Regions from separate parts of the Homo sapiens genome. Here region 2 is linked to region 1. The links are chromatin contacts, found by Hi-C or POLR2A ChIA-PET in ENCODE. All regions are on one chromosome and are shown on one strand. The core of a region is the stretch at or near the end of the contact, and the rest is flanking DNA. Distances in the headings are between cores, read along the strand shown.

Region 1 (5,649 bases), core at 1,338-3,837:
TTAGTTGGTATGAAATTCTCCAAATCCTATGCATATATAAAGGGTGCTCATAGAGCTTTTTTCTTCTTTTTTGTATATCCAGGATTTCTTTAGCGGTCTTTTGTAATTATAGTAAAAGCACTGAGGTTAGATTTATGGGTTTTTTTTGAGGAGGATAGACTGAATCCCTTTCCCGCCTCAAGGCTATAGTGGGTCGGCACAGTTTGTGTTTGCTAAACATATCTTTAGCTGCGTAAGAGAAAGAAGGAAAATAGTAAAGATGAACAGTACTGTTTTCTACTTGAAGTTCTAGTTGGCCCCCACTCCCTTCCATGTAGGAACCTTAGCTTGCTTTCCACACCCTCCCACCACTGGACTCACAAAGGCCCCTGATGAGTGCCTCCGGTAAGACAGGGGGAAATTTTTATCTTAATTAGAAAAAGGCTTAGTATCTTGATTGTATGTTCTCTGGAGCCAGTGATAGAGATAGTATAAGAAATTCTGGACATTCAAATGTAAAACAGATTAATTTGTAGGAATGTTGGATTTTTATCTGGACAGATGTTTTGTCTTTTATGGAGTTGGTTGGGATTAAGAAGTGGGGGCAGGGTCATGTTGGTATTTTATTTTTGCTTTGGGCTTATGTTACTTAGGATTAACTTTAGCTGTGTATAACAACAGCAACAAATCAGATTTATAGTCAGTTAACGGAGGCTTAAGTGATGTAAAGTTTTATTTCTCTCTCACATAGAAATTAGTTAGAGGTAGTAGTTTAGGGCTCTTAGAGGCCCCAGGCTGTCATATTCTACCTGCTTACACATGGCTTTCAGGATCTAGGTCACCTCACAGTCCATGATGGCTGCTGGGGCTCCATCCCCCTTGTCTGAGTCATATGTTGGCAGAAGGAGGAAAGGCACAGATCAAGAGGAGGCCTTTCAGCTGGGCGCGGTGGGTCACCTGAGGTCAGGAGTTCGAGACCAGCCTGGCCAGCATGGCGAAACACCATCTCTACTAGAAATACAAAATTTAGCCGGGCATGGTGGTGTGTGCCTGTAATCCCAGCTACTAGGGGAGCTGAGGCAGGAGGATCGCTTGAACCTGGGAGGTGGAGGTTGCAGTGAGCCGAGATTGTGCCACTGCACTGCAGCCTGGGCAACAGAGCGAGACTCTGTCTCAAAAATAAATAAATAAATAAATAAAATAATAAAGAGGAGGCCTTTCCTGCTGCATCAGCTCTCTCTGAGCAGCGTTCCTGGGAAGTTCCATGGAACACTTCTGCTTATCTCATTGGTCATAACTCAGTCAGATGCACACACTGAGCTGCAAGGGAGGCTGAGAAGTATAGTCTCTTAGTCCCAGATACAATATGTATAAAATTCAGAACAAGGGTCCTTTTACTAAGGAGGAGGAAGAGACTGGATGTTATGGATATGGGCAGCAAGCAGTGTTTTCAAAGTACTGAAACAGATTGTAGAACTTTGTAAACTGGCTGCCTTTCTACTCCTCTGCTCACCTCTAACCAAAGAGCCACCTAATTGTTCTGCATGGTGACCATTGCCTGTTAGATTCTTGGTGAATAGATTCCTAGCCTCATCTTTTGTTATTTTTATTTTTTTAATAAATGGTAGAATGAGGATGCAGGAAACTTGGAAAAGCAGAGTCAAAGTTCAACTAGCACAGGAGCAGAAGGTAAATTCTGTTGGCTTATAGAATGAGCCCAGACCCTGGTGTCAGAAGACCTGGGTCAGTTCTGGTCTGTCCTCTCCTGGGACTCAGTAAAGTCTCTTGGCTCTCTGAGCTTTCCACATCAGTAAGATGGGGAATGACAACCCTTATGGGACTGCAGTGAGGCTTAGCCAAGTTGGTGCTGTGGAAGGCCCTACTGGATTCCAAAGCATGATACAGATGATGAATACTTTATGTGGCTGAGGTGCTTCCAGCAGGCACGTGGGAAGCATCCATGTAAGATTGGGGTCATGCAAAATGGGGTGGGATCACATCGCGGGATGAAGCACTTGGATGCAAAGGCCTGTGTGGTCCAGCCTGAGTCTGGCTCAACACACAGGGTCGGATCCTGGCTGCGCTCCTTACTGCTGTATGTACAGATTTGGCTCAGAGGGAATGCAGGATTGGCAACATGCATCTAGTCTTTCTTGTGGTCTCCTGGTGCCTCTCATGGTGTGCTTATTCTTATTCTGCTACGGAGAGTGTGACTTAAGCATGTAATTTGCATATAGCGTGGCTCCTGAATGCAAGCCACTAACCCATTATTTTACTTAGTAAGTTCCAGTGTTGGGGCTTGGGGGATGGTGTGTCCTTTGCCAGTGAATGCTTATGTTGGTACATTTCAAGGGTTATTTTGCTTATGCACCCTCCCCACCCCCGTCAACGTTAGAGCTTAGCATCATATGAAAGGCAGTGTCCCTGTGACTGTATCATAGGGTTGATGAGGATGAAATGAAGTAACTGCAGGCAGTGTCCAGCCCAGTGCCCAGTGCTCTGTCCAGGCTCAGTGAGTGACCTTTGCTGCTGCTGCTGCTACTGCGTCCAGCTGGCTACATGGGGCTGGTGGCAGAGGGTGACTCAGTTCTCAGTGTGTCTTTTCCTGCCCCCTGCCAGGTTGCTTCCCCTAGCCTAGTTCCCTTTTTTTGTGAAATGCTCATCCCTCAGCTCTGGACTTCAATGTACTGTTGGTTTCAAAACCTTATGAAACACAACATCAATGGGGGAAGGGAGAAGAGAGAAGCTGAGAAGCCTAACCCAACTCTGACAGCTGAGCGGCTACAGAGGACTTCTCAGTTGGGCTTCAATACTTCTTAAGAACTTTCAAGTTAGGCCTCAGATGTGATTTTGTTTGCTGACTTTCTCTTTGCTACCTTGGCTTCTATTTAGTTAACAAATCTAGGCCGGGTGCGGTGGCTCACGCCTATAATCCCAGCACTTTGGGAGGTGGAGGCAGAGGTGGGTGGATCGCCTGAGGTCAGGAGTTCAAGACCAGCCTGACCAACAAGGAGAAACCCCATCTCTACTAAAAATACAGAATTAGTCGGGCGTGGTGGCACATGCCTGTAATCCCAGCTACTCGGGAGGCTGAAGCAGGAGAATTGCTTGAATCTGGGAGGCGGAGGTTGCAGTGAGCCAAGATCATGCCATTGCACTCCATCCTGGGCAACAAGAGCAAAACTCCATCTCAAAAAACAAAACAAAAACAACAAAAAACCCCAAATCTAATTCATTCATTCAGCGTGCACAATTTATTCAACACAGTTTGTTCCAAACACTGGGGATATGCCCCAAACAGACCAAGTTCCCTGTTTCATGGAGCTTACGTTTGGTGGAAGAGAGACAAATATAGAAACAAAAGTGTAGGCTGGGTGCAGTGGCTCACGCCTGTAATCTTAGCACTTTGGGAAGCCGAGGTGGGGAGATCACTTGAGCCCAGAAGTTCAAGATCGGCTTGGGCAACATAGTGAGACTCCGTCTCTATTAAAAAAAAAAAAACAAGTCTAACATCAGGTAGACTTCAGGGCTGTGAAAGAAGTGACATAGGGTAAGGGAATACAGCGTGTTGAGGGGATGGGTGCTATTTTCCAAGGAAAGCCCCTCCTGGTGGGGGGCCATAGGAAACAGCTGGTGCAAAGGCCTGGAAGACTCACTGGCATCTTTCTGGAATAGCAAGGATCAGCTTGGTGGGAAGTGGAATGAGCTGGGGGTGGAGTGGGGTGGGGTGGATTTTGGAGTCTGAGCTTGAGATACCTGCTTGGAGATGCTGAGCAGTCTGCAGGAACCAGGAGCCCGGAGCTGAGGGAGGACATGAAGGCTGGAATTGTAAGTTTGAGAGAAATCAGCTTTTTGAAGCTGTGGGACGGGGTAAGATCACCGTCATGTGAGAGGATGGGACTGGCCAGGTGGTGCATGTGTCCAGGCTCAGCGGATGTTCCTGGGATACAAGTACCTGTTCATCTTGTTGACATCTAATCTGTATCTGCGCATAGTGACCAAGGATAAGCCACTGAGCTGCTCCAAACGTGTGCTATGGGATGGATTAACTGTGTGGGTGTGGAAATCCCTCAGAATGATGAGACAGGGAGCAGTGGAGAGGAAGACAGTCGATCATTGATCGGTGAGCCTGTACTTGAGATCTGGCCTGGATAGTTGTGATGGTAGGTGGTACCCACAATGATGGCCCTTCAGGGGATTTGAAGATTGTGAAGGAGGACCAAGAGGAGCTGTTTGGACCACCTGTGATCCAAGGCGGGAACTAGGAAGACACCTACCGGAAGTCTTTGTGGATCTTTTGGGATTGGATTGGATTAGCAGATACAGAGCGTTTGACCTATAGTAACCAGCTGACTGTTCAGCAAACGCTTCACTTCCTAAAAGGCTTCTTCTTTCCAAGGCAAACTGGGGCATGTGAGGAACAGGAACTTACAAGAGCTTCTAGTCTGAACTCCAGGTGCTGACACTGTTAACAGTTGCTGAGTGGAGTCCTTCTCACTTGGGTGGAAAGTAACCTGTAAACTTGGCCCAAGTCTCCCTTTTCCTGTCCTTTGGCCCATGCTGTTCTGGTGCTAGATGTTGGCTCTGGCCTTTGCACTGACCATCTCCTCGAGATGGCACGTGGGGAGGATGTGCTGTGTTGAGAAGAACTTGGCTGGATAGGCAAAGACTTGAGCTAGAAAAAGAACAAGTGGTTATTCATTTGGTGCTTCCCTTTAACCAGGGCCTTTTTTTTTCTTTTATTTTAAAGGAAACCTTTAAGAAAGGAGGGCTCTCAGGCCTTTCTTAGAATTTAGGTCTCAGTTTTACATCATGGGATTCTGTTTTTCTTGGGTTTCCATTAGAAGATTAAATAACATAGTGGCTATGAAAGCATACTATAGATACTAGGAACTGTTGCTTTGATTGTGTTAAAGGATACCTCTATTCCCCAGGTCCTTTATTGATTCATCTTATTTTTATTTGTATAATAAATCATTAGAATAGTGCCTGGTGCTCTATTGCACTCACTTGCATATACTGTATAAAGCTTTGTACATATTACTTGTTTAGTCCTCACAGCAGCCCTAGGAGGTAGGTACTATTATTTTGCTCATTTTGCAGGCAAGAAAACAGGCACAGACAGTTAAATAAGGTCACCCAACTAACAAGCAGTAGAGCTAGGATTTGAACTGGGGGAGCCTGGCTCCATGTTCTAGGTTCTTCACCATTATACTCCAAGGCCTGTCGGTTTTCCCATCAATCTCTACTGAAGAACAATGGCGATGGCCATACTGGTAATTGTTGTGCTTTATATGCTGTGCACTGTGTTGTGTATTTCAGATGCACGAATGAGAATCTTCATCCCCGCAAGATATTAAGAGCCCGTTTTACAGAGGAGGAAATGAAGGCTCAGAGAATTGAGTAACTTGCTTGAAGTCCAAAGCTGAGGAGTGGAGCCAGAATTCAAACTCGAGTTTGTCTGGCTTCCGAATCCTGCTATTTCCTCAGCACAGTGGCCGTCCTCCAAGGCTGTCACATGTTCCTTCCCTGGTGATTCACGGCACCTGGCTACCTCCTTTTAGACTCACTTTGTGGCCCATGGCACCCAGTTGTGTCATGACAGGACAGTGGCTCCCATTTCTCCGGGCCTGACTGTGAGGCCACATGAGCCACCCCAGGGAGGCCAGC
Region 2 (5,649 bases), core at 1,256-3,755, 75 kb after region 1:
GGTCCGATTGACCTTGGGCTGAATCTTGACCTGGGGCTGTAAGATGCTCGGTCAGGACCTTAACTTTTCCAAGGCTCGGTGTCTACATCTGGAAAATGGGGATAAACACAGTTCCTCCCTGCTGGGATTATTGTAAGGCTTGAATGAGATGATAAATACAACATCTGACTTGCGACTGGACGGTAGCAAAGGGTTTAGTTAATATTATAATAAGTAGAATGGAACAGCATTAGATTCTCACACAGGGTCACTATGTTGTTTTCTCCCATTCTACCCCTGCATATTACCCTGAAGCACCCCCAAGCCTCTCCCTCCCCATCCCTCAAGCCCCTCCCTCCCCATCCCCCAAGCTCACCAGGTCCTGGCGCACCCAGATCTTTCACTGCTTTTCTTGCCTGTGAGCTCTTGGGGAGTCAGGACCACCTTAAGCACCCTCTGCATCTTTGGCACCTAACCTGGGGCCTGGGGCCCTGCAGGGCCACAATTAGCAGCATGGACAACAGCATGGACGGAGAGGGTCTCAGAGCCTGGAGAGCTCCTAGGGGCTGGAGCAGTCACAGGAAGTCACCAAGTGAATTGAAGGGTGGTGGCTTTGGAGGTTCAGTGAGGCAAGAAGAAGGCTGTTAGGCTGGGAATTAAGGAACCTTGTGTTGTTCGAGTCTCAGGACAACTCAGATATGGGGTCTGTATTGCAAATGCCCCTGCGTCATTTTACAACTGATGAAAACAATGGCTCCACGAGACCCTCAAGTGCCAGAGCTCATGAGTGACAGTGGAAGTTGAACTAACCTTTTAACCACCCTAGTCCACACCTGTCAGGCTGACGGGCTTTCAGTGGTGATGTGTTGGGAGCTCTGTGCCGCAGATCTCTGTGTGCTCCTGAGACTCTGCCCGCCTGTCTCTACCCTGCTGTGCCCACTAGGAGGAGGCTGACCTTTATGTTCTACACCAGTGGGTGCCCTTGGTCTCCAGCTTCCAGTGGGCCAGTCTGGCGAGAGACCCTAGCTGGAGATGAGGGGAGGTAGCCTTGGCCTCTCTCCTTGCCCTTCCTCGCTGCTGCTACCCCAGGATTCTTGCCCATCCCTTACTGGTTTTCCTTAACCCCACCCTCACCCTTGAAAACAGACTCTTTAAAACTCTCCTCACTCACCCTCATTGAGTGTGTCATCTGCTCCAGCTAGGATATTGGCTAATACCGCATGTTTCAGAAAGAAAAATTCGCAGTTCTATTTATTTTTTTACTGTGGATTGAAGGGAGAGGCAACCAGGTATATGGATGAAGGAGTAGGGCCTGGCTGTCACCACTGGTGTTCACAAAAGGCTCCCGTTTAAGTCCTCTTATATTCCAAATGAGGGGTTATAGGTCGAGTCAGGGCGTTGCTCTAACAGAAGCAAAACCAAAAATACACGGCCGTAGATACAACCCTGTTCTGGTACTTCCTAATTTTGTGTGTACATGTGTGCACCTGGAGCTTCAAGAAATGAAAATGGAAATGGCCTGAGTGTTTCTCAGCCCTAGGATGAGGCTGTTTCTGTGATTTAGGGCTGGAGGTTATGAAGACTTGGTTTACAATATGCACAGTACAGAAGCGGGGAAGTCAAGGTGTGCTGGGCAAGGAAACATCTTTATGTGACCCACAAAGAGTGAAGCAGAGGGAAGAACCAGAAGTTATTCTGGTTTGCAGACTGGGAGACAGGTTTAATGACACAGTCATGTCAGAGAGAGGGGAAGAGGAGAATACGTAGGGGGTCTGTTTTGATGTGTATGTACATGTAGGATTTTCATGTAGAGGAGTTGGGGAAAATTTTAGAAGTTTTAGGTGTAAATGCAGCTGGTAAGATCCTTATGACTTAGTTTCTTTTTTTTCTTCTTTTCTTTTCTTTCTTTCTTTCTTTTTTTTTTTTTTTTTTTTTTTAAGACAGAGTCTCACTCTGTTGCCCAGGCTGGAGTGCAGTGGCGCGATCTCAGCTCACTGCAACCTCCGTCTCCCCAGTTCAAGCAATTCTCCTGCCTCAGCCTCCCAGAGTGCTGGGATTACAGGTGCATGCAACCACACCTGGCTAATTTTTGTATTTTTAGTAGAGTTGGGGTTTCACCATGTTGGCCAGGCTGGTCTGGAACTCCTGACCTCAGGTGATCCACCTGCCTTGGCCTCACAAAGTGCTGGGATTACAAGTGTGAGCCACTGCTCCCGGCCTTAGTTTTTGAGTGGGAAGAATCTAGTGTTCAGAGTGGACCACTGATGTCATAGCTGCAGGTTTGGCTGAATTGGGATGGTGCAGAAAGCCGTGTTAACCATTTCTTTTTCTCTGAGGCCTGGAGGAGGATCCTTGTGACTGGAACCACAGTTGGGACTGGCAGTGGTTTTTCCTGCTGGCAAGGAAAAAAAAAAAGAGAAAAGAAAGAGTTCGACTTATCAGCACAAAGAAAGGAGGATGTGAAACTAGAACCATCTCTAGGGCAGTTCTAGCAATGAACAAGGCTGGAAGGCTCACCGGCGAGGGGTTTCCCCTCAGGAAAGGGGACAGAGAAGCTTCCACCTCCTGGGTAGCATTGGGTGTTCCTGGGCACATCTGGGTGACTAACGGGTTTTCTGCCACACAACTGGGGTATATAGGGAAGTCTTTGGCCAGAACTGTGGGCCGTACTGCATTCTTCCCGTGTCTGTCACTGCTGAGTCGTGAGCTTGATCTCTTTTCTTAGTGTTTGCTCCTTTTGTCCAGCTATGGGGGCCAGCAGAAGCTTTGGGTCATCTGTACCAGTGACTTTGCTGTGAAGATGTAAGGGAGAGTGGTTGAGGTCAAGATCTGGGTTCTGGTTCTTGTGCCTCCTCTCTGGCTGTGTGTCCTTCAACAAGCTGCTTACTGTCTCTGGGCCTCCGTGCCCTCTGCAACTGGGTTGTTGGTCTATTTAAATACTTGGAGAAAAAAGCTGGGCATGGTGGCTCATGCCTGTAATCCCAGCACTTTGGGAAGCCAAGGTGGGAGGATTGCTTGAGCCCAGGAGCTTCTGACCAATCTGGGCAACAAAGTGAGATGCTGTCCCCATACAGAAATAAAAAAATTAGCTGGGCATGGTGGTGCATGCCTGTAGTCCCAGCTACTTGGGAGGCTTAGGTGAGAGGATCGCTTGAGCATGTGGGATCAAGGATGCAGTGAGCTGTGATTGCACCACTGCACTCCAGCCTGTGACAGAGTGAGACCTTGTCTCTTAAGAAAAAAGTTATTCAAAAAATACTTTGGAAAACAATGCTGGGGAGAGTATGAGCTTCAGATTGCACATTGGTTTCTATCAGGAGGATCTGAGCCTCGGTGGTGTTACCTGTAAAATGGGGATAAAAATACCTCACAGGGTTGCAGTGAAGATGTAAGGATGATGATGATGACAACAGCAGCTCAAATAGATCATTTAACTTAATTCTCGCCAAAGCAAGGCAGGTACAAAGATCATCCTGTTGGCAGATACAGACAGGGAGGGACAGAGAGGTTAATTAAGCAAGCTACCTGCCCGCAGTTACATGGCCAGAAGCAGTGGCACTGAACGACTTCCTTCAGGCGGTCTGAGTCCAGGTCTCAGCTCTTAGCCATCACTCCATGGTTCTGTGCTGAGACAAGGGATGTAGAAAGCCCAGCACAGTGTCTGTTACATAGTAGGTGCTTAGTAAGTTAGAGTTCCTTTTTATCCTCAGAATGCGTTTGCAAGTATAGCCTCCCACAGTGCTTTTACTTTAATCTTTCCCCTTACTGGGCAAAAAAATGTTTGCTGCCCTGTGCGACTTGCCTAGCTATTGACTTCTCTTTTTTCTGCCTCTCTCCTATGATCCATCCTAGACTGTGGATTGAGGCTCAGCCTAGATTAAAGGGCAGGGGCTGGAGGAGGAAGATGAGCTGAAAAAGGGTAGGCCTGAGGCGCGAAGGAGTTGATGGTAGGGTGGAAGGTGGGAATGGGAAGTTTGAGAATTGGAGGACCTGGGGGCAAGACTTTCCCCCTCTGGGCTCGTTCTTTCCTTCCTGTGCCGTTTATTGAGTGCCTACTGGGTCCACCATTCTAGGCATGGGGCACAGACAAGATCTCTGTTCTCATGGAGCACACAGTGTGGTTGGAGGAGTCAGTGATGGACAGAGAGTGAGGGGTGTTGGTTTCCATGGCTGCTCGGAGAAGGACTTGCTGAGGAGGTGGCGTTTTGGGCAGGCCATGAAAAGGTCTGGGCAGAGTGTGTTTGTGGGAGGGAATAAATATGTAAAGGCTCTAGGGGAGAATCAGTTTCGAGAATGTGAGGGGGCAGTGAGACCAGAGGGGCTAGTGGGCTGTGGCTGAGTTTGAATTTTATTCTAAGTGTCATGGAAAGTAGGAGGACGGTTTTTTCCACCAGGGTCCTTTTTGATTATTTTATTCTTCGTGACGATCCTACTTAAAAAAAAAAATCTTATTCACCAAAAAGGTGTGTTTGTGAAACAATAGAGTGTACAACCTTGAATCACTTTAGATTTTTAAAGTATAGGGAAACAATTATGGATCACAATGAATATCCTTGAGGGCTGCTCCCCTCCCCAGCTGACACTGTCAGCTAAACCTTTAAGGCCTCTTGTGTGTCAAGCATTAATTCTTCCCAAAGCTGCTTGACATGTGATTAAAAATTTTTACTGCCACCTACTGATGGAAAGAAGAAGATGAATTTTTGTACAATGAAAATCCCAAACACAGTGGATTTCTGGTTTCCACTGTGCTGTCAGGACTGGGAAATGGGTCTGGGGAAGGGGTGTGCTGGGCTTGGTATCCCCCCCACCCAACCCCCTTTTTTTGGCCCTGACAATCTGGTCTCTGCTTCTGTGTCCTTCTGCTTCAGCTCATCGCACAGTGGGTGGAGGGAGGTGCTGACCTGGGGAGTTGCTCCGGGGAGAGGGCTGGAGGTGGGGGGATGTGTCTGGGGAGAAACACTGGGCACTGGGAGTCAGCAGCCGCCAGCCCCCACATAACCCAGTTAATCCTTTGTAATTGACCCCGAGGTTGCAATGATTCCCTGTGTTTAATGTCCCAAGACGGCCTAACCCTGACCAGCAGACCTTTGCTTAATGTGCTTCTTACCACCCCACCCCCATTATTAAATCCTCAACTGCTTTATTTCTGATTTGCATTTTCCATGGCTGAATGAATCTGCTGACTTCCGTTTTCTTTTTCTGTTTCAGATCCTGTGCGCAGGTGGCAGTGAGTACCCTTTTCCTCTCTATTCTTGTGTTGTTCGCTACTGCCCCCTAATGGACACACAGCAACATTAACAGCAATGTGAAATGCTAATTTATTAAAACCTGCTCGGTTTCCAATTTTTCTTTTTCTTTTTCTTTTCTTTTTTTTTGAGTTGGAGCCTCGCTCTGTAGCCCAGGCTGGAGTGCAGTGGTGCCATCTCGGCTCACTGCAACCTCCGCCTCCCGGGTTCAAGTGATTCTCCTGCCTCAGCCTAGCAAGTAGCTGGGATTACAGGCACGTGCCACCATGTCCGGCTAATTTTTTGTATTTTTAGTAGAGACGGGGCTTCCCCATGTTGGTCTTGAACTCCTGACCTCAGGTGATCCGCCCGCCTTGGCCTCCCAAAGCGCTGGGATTACAGGCGCGAGCCACCACGCCCGGCCCCAATTTTTCTTTAGAAGTAG

Evidence for each region. A loop is a pair of places that touch in the nucleus more often than their neighbours do. ChIA-PET counts read pairs that join two places held with the same protein, here RNA polymerase II (POLR2A). Pooled maps may share reads with other maps.
Region 2: a loop to region 1 is called in a map of CD14-positive monocyte, with 4 times the contacts of the local background. The contact joins two enhancer-like sites. A Hi-C loop is called at or near these places in 17 of 168 maps with a recorded cell type or tissue (CD14-positive monocyte, CD4-positive, alpha-beta memory T cell, CD8-positive, alpha-beta T cell and 10 more), 14 of 37 single-sample maps with no recorded cell type and 18 of 50 pooled maps. POLR2A ChIA-PET finds 5 or more read pairs at or near these places in 13 of 52 experiments (A673, AG04449, CD4-positive, alpha-beta T cell and 9 more).

The regions. Positions count from the first base shown.
Region 1 is chr11:48,029,589-48,035,237 of GRCh38, forward strand. The region is part of intron 1 of PTPRJ (protein tyrosine phosphatase receptor type J); the gene reads left to right. Among named protein-coding and RNA genes, the nearest start is that of PTPRJ, 52 kb to the left of the region's middle. RefSeq lists a silencer at 2,089-2,158. Within about 2 kb of position 2,588, at least 9 of the 41 ENCODE cell types and tissues checked have a DNase peak (open chromatin) inside an H3K27ac peak, as active enhancers do; they include OCI-LY7, where a contact is called at or near this core.
Region 2 is chr11:48,104,871-48,110,519 of GRCh38, forward strand. PTPRJ (protein tyrosine phosphatase receptor type J) reads left to right here. Exons shown (of 25, transcript NM_002843.4): 2 at 5,188-5,206. Among named protein-coding and RNA genes, the nearest start is that of MIR3161, 11 kb to the left of the region's middle. Within about 2 kb of position 2,506, at least 10 of the 41 ENCODE cell types and tissues checked have a DNase peak (open chromatin) inside an H3K27ac peak, as active enhancers do; they include OCI-LY7, where a contact is called at or near this core.